Regions from separate parts of the Homo sapiens genome. Here region 1 is linked to region 2. A link is an interaction called in ENCODE POLR2A ChIA-PET data of the cell type or tissue named here. Cell type or tissue: A673. All regions are shown on one strand. Links, peaks and the distances in the headings refer to the core of each region. The heading gives the core; the rest is flanking DNA.

The links. ChIA-PET counts read pairs that join two places held together with the same protein. Peaks named below come from ENCODE experiments on the same cell type or tissue, not always from the same donor. Only the 100,000 strongest peaks of a DNase experiment are listed, where the experiment ranks them.
Region 1: POLR2A ChIA-PET joins it to region 2 with 12 read pairs; 2 of 35 experiments call an interaction of 5 or more read pairs at or near these places.

What each region holds. Positions count from the first base shown.
Region 1 is chr1:28,796,441-28,807,276 of GRCh38, reverse strand. No RefSeq gene overlaps it. Among named protein-coding and RNA genes, the nearest start is that of OPRD1, 10 kb to the left of the region's middle. RefSeq lists an enhancer at 1-229. In A673, for the core only: no CTCF peak of the experiment used is centred there; no DNase peak of the experiment used is centred there.
Region 2 is chr1:28,713,219-28,724,054 of GRCh38, reverse strand. GMEB1 (glucocorticoid modulatory element binding protein 1) reads right to left here. Exons shown (of 10, transcript NM_001319674.2): 10 at 4,702-9,982. The coding sequence ends at 9,282. Among named protein-coding and RNA genes, the nearest start is that of YTHDF2, 18 kb to the left of the region's middle. In A673, for the core only: a CTCF peak has its summit at 4,608; no DNase peak of the experiment used is centred there; H3K27ac peaks cover 493 bases.

The DNA.
Region 1 (10,836 bases), core at 906-8,905, 84 kb before region 2:
TATGTGGGAATGTGGCTCCCACCTGCCAAAGAGACAGAGCTGCCTGATGGAAGATACAGCGGCTGCCTCCCAGTGAGCAGGCAGCTCCCCTGGGTTGCCTCTCAGTCTGGCTCCATCAGCAAGCTCCAGGAGGGGGAGGATAGTAAAAATAACTATAAAATAATGCAAAGGACTTTTGACTTTCCAAAGTACTTCCAGGCCGGGAGCAGTGGCTCACGCCTGTCATCCCAGCACTTTGGGAGGCCGAGGCGCATGGATCACTTGAGGTCAAGAGTTCAAGACCAGCCTGGTCAACATGGTGAAACCCCATCTCTACTAAAAATACAAAACTTAGCCAGGTTTGGTGGTGGGCGCCTGTAATCCCAGCTACTCAGGAGGCTGAGGCAGGAGAATCACTAGAACCTGGGAGGCGGAGGTTGCAGCAAGCCGAGATCGCGCCATTGCACTCCAGCCTGGGCGACAGAGCAAGACTCCACCTCAAAATAAAAATAAACAAACAAACAAACAAAGCACTTCCAGATTGATGACTTCATCTTGACACCAGCCTGATACACGGGGAAGTTAGGCTTCATTATCTTCATTTGCTAGCTAGGAAGACAGACATCTAGAGAGCCTGATACACGGCAAATTGGCGAAAGAAATAGGATTGGCACTATCCATGTAGTTGCTCAAGCTAGAAACCTGAGAATCATTCTTGACTCCTCTCTGTCTCTTTCCACCACTTCTAAGCAATCACCAGGTCCTGTCCATCCTTCCTTTATAATCCCTGAATCCCGCCATTGTTCCTTATTCTTATTACCAATGTCCTCCTAGTCTGACAAACCACCATTTCTTCTTTTTTTTTTTTTTCTTGAGATGGAGTCTCGTTCTGTTGCCCAGGCTGGAGTGCCGTGGTGTGATCTCAGCTCACTGCAACCTCTGCCTCCCGATTTCAAGCAATTCTCCTACCTCAGCACCCCGAGTAGCTGGGACTACAGGGACGTGCTACCATGCCCTGCTAATTTTTGTATTTTTGGTAGACACAGGGTTTCACTATGTTGGCCAGGCTGGTCTCGAACTCCTGACCCCGGGTGATCCGCCCACCTTGGCCTCCCAAAGTGCTGGAGTTATAGGCACCATTTCTTGCTCAACTACTGAAATAGCCTCTGAAATGACCTCCCTGCACCCAGGCTTGCTGCCTTCAAGCAGTAACATGGCTCCAGGGTGCTTCACACCTCCACCTCTCTCTACCTCACCAGCCCCTTGTACCACCTTACATCTTTATCTTTACATGCAGGGTTCCAACAAAAATAAACTCCTTGAGGTTCTCCAAACAACTTGCTTCTCTCACCTCCAGTTTTATCTGAATGGTTAAGAAAAAGGTTTGAGCATCAGACTGGTTGGATTTGAAATCCCAGCTCATCTACTTAACTAGTTGCATGACTGGGTGAGTTATGTAAGTTCCGTAAGTTTCATAAACTGGAGACAACAAAAGTACCTACTTTATGGCACCTGGTGTATAGGCATTGTTCAGTAAGTGTTAGCTATTGCTGTGATGATGGTTGCTCTGTTTGGAATGCTCTGCTGCACCCCCCCCCCCCCCGGCCCTCTGTCATCTAACCCACTACAACACCTCCATCACTTTGCAGCTGAGATGCCACTTCCTTCCCTGCTTCCCCAGATGAGTTTCCATCACATACTGTCTGTTCCCTTGGGGCACGTCTCTCTCCTGGAAGTACAGTCAAGTCCTGAGTCCCTTGAAGACCATCCTATCCAGGCATTGCTGGGGAGGCCTAGGTCTGCCAGGAGGAGGAGGGAAAGAAGTTGAAGAGGAAGTGATAGTTTGGCTGTGTCCCCACCCAAACCTCATCTTGAATTGTAGCTCCCATAATTCTTACATGTTGTGGGAGGGACCCAGTGGGAGATAATTGAATCCTGTTTGTATTTTTAGTAGAGACGAGGTTTCACCGTGTTAGCCAGGATGGTCTCCATCTCCTGACCTCGTGATCCGCCGGCCTCAGCCTCCCAAAGTGCTGGGATTATAGGCGTGAGTCACCGTGCGCGGCCTTAGGTATGTCTTTATCAGCAGCATGAAAACCGACTAATACAGGGAGGGTGGTCCCGGGCAGGACAGAGAGCTGGATTCTGTGAGAAGGGGAGGATAGAGAAGTAGTGGGTTCTTTGAGTGAAGACTTTGGTGGGTGGTAAGAGCCTGAGAGAAGTTCTGCAGCAAGTTCAAGGTCAAGGGCACACAGACTGTCTCCCCTCTTTTGAATGGACCCTGAGGCTTGAACAAAAGCTCTTCAGAGATTATTTTGATGAAACAAATGACAGAGGCCTCTACCCCATGTTTCCTGGATGGTGAAAACCTCAAGGGACCCCTCCTTCCCAGTGACTGAGGATGGATTTTCCCACCACCCTAGTGGATGGGGCAGAGACAGAGCTCGTTTGACTTTTTAAAAGTTTGTTTTTGCATCTGAGTGTCACGGAGGAAATGCCTACACCTGTTAGAGGAATCATCATGAGGCCTAGAACAGGCATCAACAAGACAGATGGAAATTATGCTTTTCAGAAGAAGGATGATGACTTGTAGGAACTGAACATGCAAAATCTCCCTCCATTTCCTTGTATCTGGTATTGGCGCCCTGTCCAGACACTTTTAGCTGTCTGCCCAACAGCAGTGTTCCCTCTTCATTCCCTGCAACTGTATCCCCCCACCCCATCAGGGGATAAGGGTTTTCCCTTGATTTGGGGAAAGGGAGCCCCTTCTCTGCCTCAAGGAATGAATTGGTCTAAATACATTATGGTAACCTGTGGTAAATTGCAAAGTGGTCACAATTCTTCATTCCTCTCTATGCCCTTTGCAATGTGACTTTGCAGCCCCTCCCATACAAGTGGTTGAGTCTATTTTCCCACCCCTTGGACCCGAGCCAGCCTGTGACTTGCTTTGTCCAAAAGAATGGGATGGAAATGAGAGTGCCAGTTCAGAGCCTGTGCCCCAGGGGGCCTTGCATTCTTCCACCCAGTCTTAGAACCCTACTGCTGCCATGGGAACAAGCCTGGGCTAGCCTGCTGGAGGATGAACCCAGTCAACCCAGGACCCCAGTTAGAGCCAGCCAACACCAGACACTTGAGTAAGTAAGGCCATCCTAGACTAGCCAATCCCCAGCCGACTCAACAGCTGGCCACAGACACACACGTAAGCCCAGCCAAGATCAGCCAGGACCACCTGGTTACCCATAGACTTATGGCAACAATAAATGGGGGTTGTTTCCAGCCACTAGATTTTGGAGTGATGAGTTAAGCAGGAGCCATCATAATATATACTTTCTACAGCACTGACTGGTCTAGGAGTAGATATGTGGCCAATAAGGCATTAAGAGAAATCTGCTAACAAACTTTTTTCCAGGATAAAAATCAAAGCTCCATCAGGAGAAAACTGTTTGCCCCTGCCCCTTGGGAGGTTGATATGATGCCTGGAGCTGCAGCAGCCACCCTGCAATCATGAAGCAGTACACGTGAGGATGAAAAGCCAATACAGTGACGTTGTGAGAATGGAAAGACAGAATAAGCCTGGCTCTTTGGTGACGTTGTTGAACTCCAGGTACACCACCTCTGGACTGCCTGCTTCAAGACCTTTTGTTTAGGCCAGGTGCAGTGGCTCACACCTGAAATCCCACCATTTTGGGAGGCTGAGGCAGGTGGATCACCTGAGCTCAGGAGTTCAAGACCAGCCTGGCCAACATGGTGAAACCCCATATCTACTAACAATACAAAAATTAGCTGGGTGCGGTGGTGCGCACCTGTAGTCCCAGCTACTTGGGAGGCTGAGGCAGGATAATCACTTGAACCCGGGAGGCAGAGGTTGCAGTGAGCCAAGACCACGCCACTGCACTCTAGCCTGGGTGACAGGGTGAGACTCTGTCTCAAAAAAAAAAAGACCTTTTGTTTAAGCCACTCCTAGTCATGTTTTTGGTTCCTTGCAGCTAAAAGCATTCCTAAAGGATGCACTAGTGTGCATTCTTCTTGCACGAGCATTCCAAGAAGAATGTCACAGGAATAAGTGGGCCTGGTGGATTGGCATGAATACATCTTCGTTTGGACACTGGGAGCTGGAATTCTGTGATTAAACATACAGACTCTGGGTTTAAACATTGGGTGGGCCACATGCAAGTGAAGTGACTTTGGATAATTATTTCCATTTTTCCAAGCCTCCGATTCATCATCTGTTAAGAGGCAATAATAATATCACTCACATCTGTAATCCCAGCACTTTGGGAAACTGAGGCAGGAGAATTGCTTGAAGCTAAGAGTTTGAGACCAGCCTTGCTAACATATCAAGACCCCATCTCTACAAAAAAAAAAAAAAAAAATAGCCAGGCATGGTGGTGTGCACCTGTAGTCCCACTTACACCAGAGGCTGAGGTGGGAGGATAGCTTGAGGCCATGAGTTTGAGACTGCAGTGAGCTATGATAGCACCATTGCACACCAGCCTGGGCACTGTCATCATCATATATATTTTATAGGATTATGAAAGAGATAAATAAGGTAATGCAAGTATAGAGCCTGGCACACAGGAAACATTCAATCAGTTCTTGTCTTAGCTGTACTAACAATAACCACAACTATGTTTAGATCAGCCCTCCTCTCTTGATCTTGTGGGGCAAAGTGGTCTCAGTTTTAGACCAATCCATCCCTGGGATTTAGCCAGTGTTGGGTCCATGGACGGCACAGTGCGCTGGATCCTGCCTGCAGTTCATTCCCATGTGTCCAATTGCAGGATTTGTTTGCTTGTTTGTTTGCAAGTGGAGGTTGATGAGGGGAGGGATTAGAAGGGACTTGAAGGATGAGCAGCAGCAGGGATGGCACAGTGGCTGGGAGGACCATAGGACAGGCTCACAGTCCCCAGCCCAGTGCCAACTAGAGCCTCATGAATAGAGGCCGCAGTGTTACAGGCAGAAGGCATGGGGCCCCAGCATCCCTTGATCCCCTGGCCATCAAGTGTGACCCAGCGGGGCGAAGGGCCTTCAGACTTTTCCTCTGAGAATGGCCCATAGTTCCTCCCCTGCTCACCTCCTGAGGGCAGTGAGCAAACACCATGATGGTGGAAGTAAACATTCTTTGAAAAACTCGGCCTGGCTCCTGGTTTTTCTATCAAGCTGTCATCTTCCTCAGGCAAAAATCAGTTCTTCCCTTCCCTTTCTCTGGTTTTTCTTCTCTGCTTGCCCCCTTCAGCTTCCTGCCCTATCCTAACCCTTCCCCACCAGGTTGGACTTCCCATTCCCTCCACTGGAATCCTAAGACCCACCTGCTCTCCTCGCTCCTCCTCCTCTTGCCTCAGCAATTACTGTCTAGAGCATCAAATCAGCCCAGGCCTCATTTGCATACTCTGATGCTGAAGGTATTGAAAATTGCTTTCAGTTAACCTTGTCAGATCCAAAGTATTCTTCCTCACTCCCCCCTCCCATCTAGTCTCCCCCAGCTTCTCTCCACAGAGCATGGCCAGGGCCCTGAACCAGAGGCAGTCACCAGGGAGCCAGACTGAGTGCCAGTACTCCAGCCCTCAGAGTCATCTCTGCTGCCCCCTGCAAAGAGCCCTCAGGCTCAGGGCACCGGCCTCCTGGTTGGATCCCTGAACCCATCTGGCAATGAATCAGGGTGGTGTGGTGGAACAAACACAGATTTAGGAGCCCTGGGATTAGTCTTTTATCACCAGAAACGTAGATTTGTAGAACCAGAAAGAAAACTTAGACATTGGCCAGATTCGGTGACTCACGCCTGTAATCCCAGCACTTTGGGAGGCCAAGGCGAGTGGATCGCTTGAGGTCAGGGGTTCGAGACCAGCCTGGCCAACATGGTGAAACCCTCTCTCTACTAAAAATACAAAAAAAAAAAAAAAAAAAAAAAAACACTAGCCAGGCGTGGTGGCACACACCTGTAGTCCCAGCTACTTGGGAGGCTGAGGCAGGAGAATCACTTGAACCCTGAAGGCAGAGGTTGCAGTGAGCCAAGATTGTGCCACTGCACTCCAGCCTGAGTGACAGAGCGAGACTCCGTCTCAAAAAAAAAAATTAATACATAAAATTTAGGCATCATCTAGTCCCACCCTCCTTCAGTTTACAGAAAAAGATGCTGAAATTCAGAGTGATGAAGGGACTTGAGCAAGCCACACAGCAATTGAGTAGCAGAGTCAACACCAGAACCCACATCTCCTGAATCCTATGATAGTTTCCTCCATACTGGACATGACCTTGAACAACTGCATGTCCTTACAAAGTGCCAGGCCTTTGTGAAGCACTGTACGTATACAATTTCACTTAATCCTTCAAATACCACTTTCAGGGCACGGGTATTCGGATCCTCAGATTACAGAGGGGGAATTCAAAGCTCAGAGCAGTTCAGGCTGTGACTCCAGATACCCTCCTGGCCAAGGCACAAAACCTCTTTGTGAATGCTAAGCACCCGGGACTCAGTTTCCCCACCTGTGAAATGGAAGCATTGGACTCCATGGCCCTAAGGTACACCTGTGAGGCACTGAAAGGAATTTCAAGGAGACGCTGGCTGTTTGCTAGTTGCCTGTATCAGTGGGAGAATTTTTCTGTTTTCCCTGTTTTGCTTCAAAACAGTTTGCCCCCAGGTTTACACTGAAAGGAGCCCAGGGAAGGTGCCATGGCAACCGCAGCTGCTGCAGGGAACCAAATTTGCCTGACTTGGCCAGACTGGCAAACCAGTTGACCCAATGTCTGCCCTTCCCAAGGGGTCAGGACAGAGCCACGGACAGCCCAGAGGAATGAGACCCCAAGGCATCTGGAGAGGGGAGGAGGAGCCTGCATTCTTCCCTGGTGATTGGAGAGAGTGCAGGTTTGCAGCCTGAAAATCAGGCTCTGTGGTCAGCTCTGTGATATATAAAGGTGGGAATCTCTGGCAAATCCTTTACCCTCGGTGATCCTCCAGGATTTTTTTTTCCTCACCTAGCACATAAAATATGCACAAAATAAATAGCAGTTTATCATTATTATTTTAGAGAGAGGGTCTCGCTTCGTCACCCAGGCTGGAGTGCAGTGGCGTGATCATGGCTCACTGTAGCCTCAAACTCCTGAGCTCAAGCGATCCTATCACCTTAGCCTCCTGAGTAGCTGGGATTACAGGTGTGTACAACCACACCTGTCTGATTTTTAATTTTTTTGTAAAGACAGAGGCGCACTATGTTGCCCAGGCTTGTCTTGAACTACTGGCCTCAAGCAATCCTCCCACCTCAGCCTCCCAAGCAGCTGGTACTACAGGCATGAGCCACTGTACCCAGCTGAGATTAACGTTTAAATCAGTGGACTTTAAGTAATGCAGATTGCCTCCCATAATATGGGTGGACCTCATCCAATCCGTTGAAGGCCTGAATAGTGCAAAAGATTGATTTCCCCTGAGCAAGAAGGAATTCCGCCTTCAGACCTGAACTAACACACTGGACACTGACTTTTCCCTGGGCCTCCAGCCTGTTGGTCCACCCTACAGATTTTGGACTTGCCAGCCTTCATAATCATGTAAGCCAATTGCTTAAAATAAATCTTTATAGGCCAGGAGTGGTGGCTCATGACTGTAATCCCAGCACTTTGGGAGGCCAAGGCAGGTGGATCACAAGGTTGGGAGATCGAGACCATCCTGGCTAACACGGTGAAACCCCGTTTCTACTAAAAATACAAAAAATTAGCCGGGCGTGGTGGTGGGCACCTGTAGTACCAGCTACTCGGGAGGCTGAGGCAGGAGGATGGCATGAACCCAGGAGGCGGAGCTTGCCGCAAGCCAAGATGGCACCACTGCACTCCAGCCTGGGTGAAAGAGCAAGACTCTTTCTCAATTAAAAAAAAAAAATCTTTATATATGCACACATCTTTTGGGTTCTGTTTCTCTGGAGAACCCTGACTCATAGGACCTACTGTGTGCTTAGTTCTGAAGACAGAGCAGTGCACACAGCAGACAGGTCGGTGGCCTTGCTAAGTTCACATTCCAGTTCAGGGAGGGAGCAATAAATAAGAAACACATCATGAAACAGACTAATTAGAGATGTTTGCAAGTGTGCTGAAGGGCACAACTTGGACTGACCTCAAGGCTGATTCAGGTGGAGGGTTAGACAGGGCAGCTTTTAGGCAAAGGCCAAGACTTCAGGGTCAGTTTCCTCTTTTGTAAAATAGTGCAAAGAATATCACTTTGTTTGTCATAGAGAATATGCAGAATTAGCCCGCTTATGTTTAAAAAAAAATAGATGGATGTGTCTGACAGGTCGGGAAGAACTGCTGTCTTAACAGATGGCAGCAGGTTCCTTACGGAGGAAACTGTCTCTCTTTAAGATAACACTTTGATAAACCACTGGAGGTAGGAAGTACAAACCTGAACCCAAAGGCATTAGCTCTCAGAGACAAGTGAGTAAGAGAGATCACATTAAAAACAACAGGATCTAGGGTGGGAGATGCAAGGACGTATGACCGGCATACAAATGCATAAGAAAGCAAAGTGGAGAAAGCTTGACACCAAAACACCATCAGGGGCTATTTCTGGATGAGGGAACATGTGATTTTGTTTACTTTTTAAAATACCTTTGTGCATCTGTCTAAATCTTTTACAATAAGTAGGAAAAAAATCCAGCAAAATTATTTTCATTTTGCAACATACATAAATAAATCCTTGCTGTCAATCTGGTGGAAGTGGCCAAGATGGCAGGTCTCGCCTCACCAAGGCAAGGAAGGGAGAAAAGTAAGGAGGGCAGGGCGCCAGGCACCCAGACAGGGGACCCAAGGACCTTCCTGGACAACTATATCAATGTTCAATTTTAGGCTGGGCGCAGTGGTTCATGCCTGTAGTCCGAGCACTTTGGGAGGCTGAGGCAGGTGGATCACCTGAGGTCAGGAGTTCAAGACCAGCCTAGCCAACATGATGAAACCCCATCTCTACTAAAAATACATAAAATTAGCCAGGCATGGTGGTGTGCACCTATAATCCCAGCTACTCAGGAGACTGAGGCAGCAGAATCATTTGAACTCAGAAGGCAGAGCCTGCAGTTAGCCGAGATCTCACCACTGCACTCCAGCCTAGGCGACACAGTGAGACTCCGTCTCAAAAAAAAGTTCAATTTTAGATCATTAGTACTCCTGTGACATAACCCCACCTATCAACCCTCTATACCTTAGGAATGTGTGTAAGATGCACACAGCTTCTTTTTTTGTTGTTGTTGTTTTCTTAGACGGAGTTTCACTCTTGTTGCCCAGGCTGGAGTGCAGTGGTGTGATATCGGCTCACCGCAACCTCCGCCTCCCAGGTTCAAACCATTCTCCTGCCTCAGCCTCCTGAGTAGCTGGGATTACAGGCATGCACCACCACACCAGGCTAATTTTGTATTTTTAGTAGAGACAGGGTTTCTCCATGTTGGTCAGGCTGGTCTCGAACTCCTGACCTCAGGTGATCTGACCGCCTCGGCCTCCCAAAGTGCTGGGATTACAGGCATGAGCCACCACGCCCAGCCGCACACAGCTTCTTATGAATGCATATTTTTCTGGAAATGGAGGAAAGTTCCTAAATTCTAGGTCTCAGTTAACACCAGGCTGTGCTGCCCTGGGAGTTACACACCCCAGCCATCAAAAGGATGCAGAGCAGAGACTAAAATTTCAGCAGAGTTGGGAAGTAGGGCTCAGAGATAACCAGGCCCATGTAAGCCCCCTGGAAATACAAGCAAGTTTTGAGGAGGGAATTGGAATTTCCACTGGGCACAGAAGGAAGGGTTCAAACCCATCTTCTTTCAATCTTAAAACCTCCGGCTGACTTCTGGGTGACCGGCATACGAATGCACAAGAAAACAAAGTGGAGAAAGCTTGACACCCAGACGCCATCAGGGGCTATTTCTGAATGAGGGAACAGCATGTGATTTTGTTTACTTTTTAAAATATCTTTGTGCATCTGTCTAAATCTTTTACAATAAGCAGAAAAACAAATCCAGCAAAGTTATTTTCATTTTGCAACATACATAAATAAATCCTTGCCGTCAATCTGGCGGAAGTGGCCAAGTGGCAGGTCCCATCTCACTAAGAGGGGATGGGAGAGAGACAGGAGAGAAGCGGGACTTGTTCGTCCACTGCATTTGGAAACGTGATTCATTTCGCACTTTAAGCTGCCATGAAAATGAAGACAGCGCCAAGGGAGACTTGCAAGAGTTGCCCATCTCTCTGTCTCCCTCCTACTCTCTCTCTCCCCTCACCCTTGTCTCTTTCCATAGCAAGTGTGAGAGCGGCCCCAAGTGTCCTGTCCTTCTCTCCAGAGAGCTCACGCCTGGCCATTTGCCTACCAGACCCAGAGCTGCGTCCCGGTTGCTCTCAAGTCCAGGAAAGTTAACAAGGCAGTGTCCGCTCCCACCTTTCTCCCTCCCAACTCCATGCCAGGCCTTAATCAAGTTGCTACAAGGCTCTCGGTCACAGTCACAGTCACCTTTGCCCAGAGAGGGAGTTGCTATTCTTCCCTTCATTCCCCAAGGCAATGTGTGCCACAGGCCAGTTCCAGGGGTGCCAGCTAACAAGCCTTGCTGACAGCTTGACGTCTTACAGGAAAACTCAAATGTTGATATCCAAAAGCCCCTCCTCAGAGACCCTGCTGTCCCCCCAGCCTCCCACCCTCATGTCAGCGGAGGACTCCCTGCTCACATCAAGCTCTTCCGTTCCTGCCCTTTCTTCGCTGAGCCCAAACTGCCCCACCCCATTTCCCGGATCTTCCAGAGAAAGAAAACCACAACAACATCTGCAACCAAAGACAAACAAACGACAAAAACTACTAATAACCAAACAACCTTTCCACCCAGAAAGATGCCCTTTACCTCATTG
Region 2 (10,836 bases), core at 1,645-9,644:
GCTTTGCAGTTTTCTGGGGGAAGCGTGTTCTAAGAGATTATTGAATTTAAGAAAAAAAAAGGGCTACCAAAATAAATATGTCTGCATGTCTGCATTTGTAATAGAAGTGGCAGGGTCTGTGAAGATGTCATGTCCTAAGACATGTGTCATTCCAGTCAAGTGTTACTATAAGGAAATGTGAACCCACTGTTGTCAAGCCTTCTGATGGTAGTTTATTTTTTGTTTTTTTATTCTTTTTTTTTTTTTTGAAATGGAGTCTTGCTCTGTTGCCCAGGCTGGAGTGCAGTGCAATGGCACGATCTCGGCTTACTACAACCTCCACCTCCCAGTTTCAAGTGATTCTCTTGCCTCAGCCTCCTGAGTAGCTGGGATTACAGGTGCACACCACCACGCCTGGCTAATTTTGGTATTTTTAGTAGAGAGGGTTTCACCATGTTGGTCAAGCTGGTCTTGAACTCCTGACCTCATGATCTGCCCACCTCGGCCTCCCAAAGTGCTAGAAGTACAGGCGTGAGCCACCGCGCCCAGCTGTTTTGTTTTGTTTTTGAGATAGGGTCTCACTCTGTCACCCAGACTGGAGTGTGGTGGTGCAATCATGGCTTACTGCAGCCTAGACCTCCCAGGCTCAAGTGATCCTCCCATCTCAGCCTTCTGAGTAGCTGGGAATACAGGCATGCCATCACCGCATCCAGCTAATTTTTGTATTTTTTTGTAGAGATGGGGTTCACAGTGTTGCCCAGGCTGGTCTCGAACTTCTGGCCTCAAGCAATGGTACCAACTGGGCCTCTCAAAGTGCTGGGATTACAAGCATGAGCCACCACACCCGGCCCCAGGAACGTTCATAGAGGCATTATTATAGTAGTCCGAACTGGAAACTACCCACCATTAGTAGGAAGGATCATTTGTGGCAAAGTCACATGTTCTTTTTTTTTTTTTTTTTTTTTTTTTGAGACGGAGTCTCGCTCTGTCGCCCAGGCTGGAGTGCAGTGGCGCGATCTTGGCTCACTGCAAGCTCCGCCTCCCGGGTTCACTCCATTCTCCTGCCTCAGCCTCCTAAGTAGCTAGGACTACAGGCGCCCGCCACCACGCCCAGCTAATTTTTGGTATTTTTAGTAGAGACGGGGTTTCGCCGTGTTAGCCAGTATGGTCTCGATCTCCTGACCTCGTGATCCGCCCGTCTCGGCCTCCCAAAGTGCTGGGATTACAGGCGTGAGCCACCGCGCCCGGCCAAAGTCACATGTTCTATGTAGCAATGAGAAAGAACCAACTACAACTTCAAACAACTTTATGGATTAATCTCAATAATGTTGAGTGAAGAAGAAAGCCAGTCACAAAGAGCTCAAAAAGAGGCAAAAGCAAGCTATAGTTTTAAAGAGGTAGGTAGTGGTTATCGTGGTAGGTGCGGTGCTGGTAATTTATTTCTTCTGATCTAGAAGCTGGTTTCATGGGTGTTGACTAGCCTTATCAAGTTGTAGAATTATGATTTGTATTCATTCGTGTATACATGTTCAATAAAAAATAAAAACACAACAAAAATGTAGGTCAGGCTGGGAGCGGTGGCTCAACGCCTGTAATCCCAGCCCTTTGGGAGGCCAAGGTGGGAGGATCACTTGAGATCGGGAGTTCAATTCCAGCCTGACCAACATGGAGAAACCCCGTCTCTAGTAAAAAATACAAAATTAGCCGAGCATAGTGGCGCATGCCTGTAATCCCAGCTACTTGGGAGGCTGAGGCAGGAGAATGGCTTGAACCCAGGAGGCGGAGGTTGCGGTGAGCCGCCATCGCGCCATTGCACTCCAGCCTGGGCAACAAGAGCGAAACACCGTCTCAAAAAAAAAAGAAAAAAAATGTAAGTCAGTCTTCAGGCTGAATCATGGCTGTGGGCATCCAGTTTGCTTTATAATGTATAGACATATTTAAGAAAACACCAGAGGGCCGGGCGTGGTGACTCATGCCTGTAATCCCAGCACTTTAGGAGGCCGAGGCGGGCTGATCACTTGAGGCCAGGAATTCAAGGCCATCCCGGCCAACATGGCGAAAGCCCGTCTCTGCTAAAAATACAAAAAATTAGCCGGGCGTGGTGGCGCATGTCTGTACTCCCAGCTACTCGGGAGGCTGAGGCAGAAGAATTACTTGAACTCGGGAGGTGGAGGTTGCAGTGAGCAGAGATCACGCCATTGCACTCCAGCCTCGGCAACAGAGCAAGACTCCGTCTCACAAAGGAAAAAAAAAAGAAAAAGAAAACATCAGAGACTTTTTAAATATTTTATTTTATTTTATTTTATTTATTTATTTTGAGACGGAGTCTCGCTCTCGCCCAGGCTAGAGGGCAGTGGCGCGATCTCGGCTCACTGCAAGCTCCGCCTCCCAGGTTCACGCCCTTCTCCTGCCTCAGCCTCCCAAGTAGCTGGGACTACAGGCGCCCGCTACCATGCCCGACTAATTTTTTGTATTTTTAGTAGAGACGGGGTTTCACCGTATTAACCAGGATGGTCTCGATCTCGTGACCTCGTGATCCGCCCGCCTCGGCCTCCCAAAGTGCTGGGATTACAGGCGTGAGCCACTGCGCCCGGCCCCTTTTTTTTTTTTTTTTAAAGTAAACTTTGAGGATGGGCGCGGTGGCTCACACCTGTAATCCCAGCACTTTGGGAGGCCGAGGCGGACGGATCACGAGGTCAGGAAATTGAGACCATCCTGGCTAACACAGTGAAACTCCGTCTCTACTAAAAATACAAAAACAAAATTAGCCGGGCGTAGTGGTGGGCGCCTGTAGTCCCGCCTACTTGGGAGGCTGAGGCAGGAGAATGGCATGAGCGAACCCGGGAGGTGGAGCTTGCAGTGAGCCGAGATCACACCACTGCACTCCAGCCTGGGCGACGGAGTCAGACTCCGCCTCACAAAAAAAAAAAAAAAGTAAATTTTGAAATCAGGTAAATTCTATGTGTGCTTTTCTTAAGAGTACCTCCTACAAAGCCCAGTGAGGAAGCTCTTTCTCTCTGGGTCCTAACTCAGCCTCATGTTTACCCTTATATGCAATCCAAACCTATTGTTCATTCTTGTTCTCAAACTAGAAAAATAAATCCATGTGTTTATGTAATTTTTTTTTTTTTTTGAGGCAGCGTCTCACTCTGTCACCCAGGCTGGAGTGCAGTAGTGTGATCTCGGCTCACTGCAAGCTCCGCCTCCCGGGTTCACGCCATTCTTCTGCCTCAGTCTCCCGAGTAGCTGGGACTACAGGCACCCGCCACCACGTCCGGCTGATATTTTGTATATGTATTGTTACTCATACTGGGCTGAAGTAAGTTACCCAGGAAAACAAGATATGTCTAAGCCTAGGGCCGTGGGCCAGGGGTAATCAATCAGGTGTAGAAGATGGGTTTTTAGAGTCCGTGTGTCTTGGGGGAACTTGCCTAACGCCACTATGCAAGCACATTGCAAAAGGGCTTCAATTCAGGTGACTAACGGTGTCAGCAAGGCTGTTGTAGTTAGTGAAGACTGCGGTCTAGGAATGTATGCTCAGGTTTGGGCCCTGGGGGTGGCATTCCTTTAGTTGGGAAAGATGATCATCTCAAGAGTTGAAAGAGTTACTGCCATGGCAGGAAGGCAAAAATACTAACATGGCAGAATTTGGGGACTAAATCATGGTTCCCAAAAGAGCTAGAGAGGAAGGATGATGTAGTGTGGATAGGGGAGTCTGAGGCAAGTAGAACCCTCTAGAGGAAGTCAAATTGCCTAACTCAGGGCTAAGAAAGGTGTTCCAGGACTTGGGAACGAAACCTGGAAAGGGCTCAAATAGGGCTGCCTAAGAATGGAAATTCTAGGGACAAAGAGTCCAAATCTTTTTTTTTTTTTTGAGACAGTTTCACTCTTATTGCCCAGGCTGGACTGCAATGGCACGATCTCGGCTCATCACAACCTCCGCCTCCTGGGTTCAAGCGATTCTCCTGCCTCAGCCTCCCAAGTAGCTGGGATTACAGGCATGCGCCACCATGCCTGGCTGATTTTGTATTTTTAGTAGAGACAGGGTTTCTCCATGTTGGTCAGGTTGGTCTCGAACTCCTGACCTCAGGTGATCCGCCCACCTCAGCCTCCCAAAGTGCTGAGATTACAGGCGTGAGCCACCGTGCCCGGCCAACAGTCCAAATCTAACTACACCACACCCTTGAGGTCCTTGACAACCTTGGTTGTTATGGCAGCACATTTCAGACTACACAAAAATTTCCCAGGGAGGATTTCCCAGGGAGGAACTAACCTGGAGTAAGGGATGTGCTGCACCTCCAGGGAAGTGATCAATTGTACTAGGAAAGTTGTCTCAAAATGCAGGAGCTAGGCTAGTGTATGACATTATGTCTCAGAGAGGACGAGTTCCTCAAACTGCCCAAGGTGAATCACAACCTCATGCCGATTTTCAGAATTCAACCTTTCCTTTGTCCTTTCCACCTCTCTGATAGTACTAAAACCTGGATGCTATAACTCAACTACTAATTCCACATTTCATGCTTGACTTTTACTATCTTTATAATCAACACTCTCCACCATAGTCTTACCTTTAATGCCTTTCATGAAATGGGATAAAATGCTACCACTAGTGGGTGTCAGAACCACCTGAACTGAATATTAATTTTCCAGATGTTTGGATTAACATTGGTCCTCCTTCCCTAATAAGGACAGAGGTGCAAAAGAACCTTCATATGAAGTGGCTTTGAATCTTGAATATTCATGTTTATTGTCCATTTTTTACTTCAGAATGACTGGTGTTTTTAGGAGTGGGTGGAGCTTGGAAATTGAGAAAGGGAAGAGAACAAGGCAGGGACCAAACAGGGACATGGCCAAGACAAGACAGTTGTACAGCTGACTCTCAGGCCTTCGTGGAAACCATATGGCAGGAAGGCTTTGGGGGCATTTACCCTTTGCCAGCTAGACTCCAGTCCTGCACTGGATTCAACACTGGATCCCATCTGATGGAAACTTGGAGAAGCCCATGCATGACTCAGCGTTCTCCAGTGGGGAGACTGCCCATGTTGCTGACTCTGCCTTGCTTTGCAGGCAGAAGCAAGAGACTGAAGACTTTTTCTCTAGAATAAATAAGCCCAATTACTTGAAAATCAAGTAGTACAATAAACCTAGCCAAAAGTGGTCTCTCCTAAATCAGCTTAGGTATATGCCTTCTCCAGGAAGATCTCCCTTATTTGCTGACCCCACCTCTACACCGCTAAGCTGGGTTAGGCACTTCATGCTTTGTTCTCTCAGCTCCTAGCCAATAGCCCTATCACACACAGCACTTACGCAGTAGGATCTGTTTCAGTACCTCAGTAAAGGAGAGCTGCTTGTTTGTGCCTTTGGCAGTCTGCTGAAACCTATGAACCAATTCTTAAATAATGTTTTTCAATGCATAAAATACATAAAATTACAAAAAAAAACAATTATAATGAAATGTGTAGTTTTGGTTTTCTGAGCTGGGGATGTTGCCCTGTTACCTGGGCTAGAGTACAGTGGCAAAGTCATAGCTCACTACAGCCTTGAACTCCTAGGCCCAAGCAAAATCCTCTTGCCTCAGCATCCTGAGTAATTGTGTCTACAAGTGCGAGCCACAAGACTTGACTAATTTTTACATTTTTTTATAGAGATGGGGTCTGGCTATGTTGACCAGGCTAGTCTTAAACTCTTGGCCTCAAGCAATTCTGCCTCAGCTTCTGAAAGTGCTGGGATTCTAGGTGTGAGCCACCATGCCTGGCTGAAATATGTATTTCTTAACTCCAGACATCTGGAGTATGAATTCCTTAAGTGCAAGGACTATGTCTTCATCTCTCTACTGTCAGTGCCTAGCACAAAGCCTGGCACATAGATGGTTCTTAAAAATGTTTATTCAATGCATGAACAGAAAGACAAATGCCTACTACCAAGTCAGCCTAAGGTTCATTGCAACTGCTTATGCACATACCAATGGCTTGCATATGTCTCACCCCATCTAGGATCATCTAGACCAGGGCTGTAAGGGAACCTACATTCAACAACAGGTGCCATAATATCTAACAATAATGACAGGCTATTGGAAGACCAGGAAAACAACAAAGCTCATGTATTTCACCAGCTGGAAAATTCATCTAGTAAACAGGCTGTTTGAGGAAATCTCTTGACATTGGAAGCATGATGCACACACGACCTTAAAACCCTACCAATAGCTCTGATGGAGGAAAGAAGGGAACCTGAGCTAGCACGTTGGTATTCACGAGGGCTCTTCTGTCCTGAATTGGTCCTCTCATCTCTGGGAAAGAGAAAAGTGTCCCTAAAAACCACAATAGGGATGAGATGTGCCTTCCTAGATTCAAGTAGATTCAGTCTGAGACAGCAATTTTGTTTTTATGTACCAACAGAAAACCTAAACAAGCAGGAAATAAAAGCTACTTCCCTCACTAAAGATATATTAAGGGCCAAATATTTGTTCTAAATTGATTGCTAAGTCTATTAGATATTTTGAAAAGAAAAATAAAACCCCAGACTATTTAAAAACTGAAATCTACAACTGTATGGAGTTCATAAATCTCATTCTTAAGAGTCACCTTCAGGCTGGGTGCGGTGGCTCATGCCTGTAATCCCAACACTTTGGGAGGCCAAGGCGGGCGGATCGCTTGAGGTCAGGAGTTCAAGACCAGCCTGGCCAACATGGCAAAACCCCGTCTCTACTAAAAATACAAAAATTACCCGGGCGTGGTGGTGGGAGCCTGTAATCCCAGCTACTCAGGAGGCTGAGGCAGGAGAATCACTTGAACCAAGGAGGCGGAGGTTGCAGTGAGCTGAGATCACACCATTGCACTCCAGCCTGGGCTACAGAGCAAGACTCCATCTCAAAAAGAAAAAAAAAAAAAAAACAGCAACCTTACCATGTTACAGGGTTTCTTTGACTACATACAGCCATCTGAGGGATGGAGAATGCAACTTTTACTTGCTCGATGGGGTTTCCAACATCTGTTGGAAGAAACATGGCTTCTGAAAGGTGCCTTCTTAAAAATAAAAAAGAAAAAAAAAAACTACAGGTCCAAGTTTTGTTTTTAATAAAAATATTCCTCCCACTCTTAAGGTGTGTGCTTTCTTTTTTGACCTATTTTTCCTTAAATTTGTCTGTAGTTTCCCTGTATCTCTATATTTTTCCTAGTGCAGTAAACAATGCAATCAAAGAAATAAAAACCAGGGTCCACTCTTGCCCCAAACACTGAAGAGGGTCAAAGAGAAGAAATCGCAGCACGGAAAATGGCCCAGCTCTAAATATACAAACAACATTAAAAACAAAACAAAACAAAATAACCCCCCCCCCCAAAGCATTATTATTGACATTCCTGGTACATTTCCTATAATATAATGTTGCAGACAATGCTTCTTTCCCAGGGAGTCCAGCTCACTCAAGAGACATCTAGTTGGTGCCTCAGGAAAGCCTGGGGGTGTTGAGTCCTCTCTGCCAAGCCTAAAGCTTTTTATGATCTCAGTATCTCACAGAAACATCTGTGGTATAAATGAATCTAAAAGGGGACGAAGGCAGGCAGGCACCTGTCACTGTTCTCCAAATCAGCCAAAAAGCTGAAGAGCGTGGGTTCTAGGAGACAGATGCCATTAAGAGTTGAGGGATGGAGGGCAGAACAAGAGGAAGCACCAAATGAGTGGCTGCTTTGGGTTCCAAAGCCAAAAAAATGGCCCCACCAAAAAAGGCAGCTGGTTTCATTGAGGAACTCCCTGCTCTTGGAGCCATGCAATGAAAATGATGGCCTTGGAGCCCCATCCCTGTGACAGCCACAGTCTAAGAACCAGAGCCATTTACATCACATTGCACAGTTTCAAATGAATGGACTGGTCCTAGCTTAGGAGGGTGAGTGCTTTGACAAAGTGTGGAACAAGGTAAGCTATTACCTTGAACCCCAAAGCACAGCTGCAGCATCCTTGGCTTTCCATTTCTTTCTTTTTTTTTGAGACGGAGTTTCACTCCTCGCCCAGGCTAGAGTGCAATGGCATGATCTCAGCTCACTGCAACCTCCGCCTCCCAGGTTCAAGCAATTCTCCTGCCTCAGCCTCCCAAGTAGCTGGGATTACAGGCGCGTGCCACCATGCCCAGCTAATTTTTTTTTTTTGTATTTTCAGTAGAGACGGGGTTTCACCATGTTGGCCAGGCTGGCCTCAAACTCCTGACCTCAGGTGATTCACCCACCTCGGCCTCCCAAAGTGCTGGGATTACAGGCATGAGCCACCGCACCCGGCCTTGGCTTTCCATTTCTGCAAAACCACAGGCCACTGCTGCCACTTGCTCTGTGGAGATGTACCTTCCACTTATTACCACCTTCTTCTCAAAATGGCACTCACGGTACTAACTTTTGGAGATCTCCAGAGGCGTCAGTTGCACCTCTGGAAGTAAGATGATTTCCCTGCCCCATACTTGCCAAAGCACTTTTTTTTTTTTTTTTTTTTGAGATGGAGTCTCGCTCTTGTTGCCCAGGCTGGAGTGCAGTGGTGCGATCTTGGCTCACTGCAACCTCTGCCTTCCCAGGTTCAAGCGATTCTCCTGCCTTGGCCTCCTGAATAGCTGGGATTACAGGCTCCCGCCACCACACCCGGCTAATTTTTTTTTCGTATTTTTAGTAGATACGGGGTTTCACCATGTTGGCCAGGCTGGTCTCAAACTCCTGACCTCGTGATCCACCCGCCTCGGCCTCCCAAAGTGCTGGGATTGCAGGCGTGAGCCACCACGCCCGGCTAGCACTTCCCTTTTTAAGCTAGTGCTGGCATGCCACCTTCCCCTCAAAGCAGAGTCAACTTCCTTTTGTTTGAGAGTTTTGTACTGGCCTCTGTAGGCCCTTTTCAGGATACAAAATAAAGTGCCCTTCAGCATCCACATGCGAGTGGGTTGCCTTCCAGTGTCAGATCTGTGTTCCAGAGTTTGGTCAATGCATCTTTACAAGAATAAAACCACATGCCTACACACACAGACGAGCCTGGAAATGGCTTTCTGGACAGGGTTACTTGTTATCTTGACACTTCCCCTAAAAGAAATTACTTTCTTGGTGTAAGATGATTAGGACATTGAATGACCTACTCTCAACTTCTGGAAGGGCAGCTTGTTTTGTCCATTTTTCAATGAGGGAGTGGGAAGAACCCAACATTTTCAGTTACAACAATAAGATTTTGTTTTTTTTTTTTTAAAAAAGGGTCCTATGTGGAAATGAGTGGGACAATGATAAAAATAAACAAATAATTAAAATTCCAAATCAAAACATAACTCCTGGCCCTGAGATCCCCAGTTAATCCTCTAAGACCACAATCTCCACATTGTGAACTTGATGCTGGTGTTCTTCCATCTCAGCCACAACTTTCTCCTCAGTCCTCAGCTCTGTCTCCAAGATGACTGCTTTGCCCTCAGTATCTTCAGCTTCTGGGTCCGGGGCTGGATCAATCTCAATGATGGTCTGCCCATCCTCTGAGGTGCTTTCAACAGCCTGAATTGCCGAGGTTAGGCCGGACTCCATGGCCACCAATTCCACAGGGCTAACCATGGTGGTCATGTTGCCCAGTGTACTCCCATCCTGCATGGCAGTAGAGCTCAGCAGCGCCAAGCTAGATGAAGGGTGGATGGTCACTGTGTCTGGTGAGCTGCTCTTGGCAGAGGAGACCACTGTGGCATAGCGGAAGAGCTGAGGGCCAGAAGGCAGTGTGTGGACAGTCACAGGACTGGAGCCCTGGCTGAGGGTGGCCACTGGAATATTGCCCATGGAAAATGACTGACCCACTGGGGTGATGGTGATGGGTGAGATGACTGTGAACTGAGGCTGCTGGACAGGAGGAGAAGGGCTCAAGACAGTGGTGGAGGCTGGCCGCTGGAGCCGGGGCCTTTTTGGAGGCTTAGGAGTGCTCACAGGCATCAGTACCACATTTTGAACTGTCTGAGATTTCAGCCTGTGATCCTGGCCTTGCTTCTTCTGCTCCTCCAACTGGCGTTCCAAGTCTATGGAAAAAAAGAAAAGACTTTGTGTAGAGGGAAGTAAAATCTTGGGAGCATTAAACTGAGAGTCAGGAGACCTGGTGTCTCTGTCTGGTTTTGTTACTAAGTAGCTTCAGGCAAGTTGTGACATTGTTTTCTTTCTTGTGCTTATTTGGGGGGCAGAGTCTTGTTATGTTGCCTAGGCTGGAGGGTAGTGGCTATTCACAGGTGCTATCATTGCGCACTATAGCCTCGAACTTCTGGCCTCAAGCGATCCACCCACCTCACCTTCCCAAAGTGTTGGGATTACAGGCATAAGCCAGTGCACCCAGCTGGCACAGTCCCTTGGAACTCTCATGCACCTACAAAGGAGCTACAATGGCCACTCCAAAAAACAGTGATTTTCAAACTATCCTTCAAGGCAAGAATGCCTTGCTGCATTGGCTGGAAAACTCCTTTGCTGGTGACTCAAACAGCCACAGTTTACAATTGTTGCCTAGGAAGGTCTACAGAAAGTTATAGAAGAAGTCCCTAAAAATTACAGAACTAAAAGAGGTCTTAAGAGCTCAAACAAATTCATTTTGACAGGGATCCAGAGAGGGAAAATGACTAATTTAAGGTTATGAAGATTGGGCCAGGACAATGGTCAACTTGGTTGCTTTTGCATTATAGTACGCCTATCACTATCCCTCTCCCAAGTGACCAGTCCAACCCTAGGTGACCACTGGTAAGTTGGCTTCTACAATGGAACCTATTACTTAGTACCTGATAAGCACCCAAGAAAGAATCAATTACACTTGTAGAGCACTTTGCTCCCTATGTGTGATATTGTGATATAATAAGAAATACATATTTAGTCTCTGCCCCTGGATCCTGGC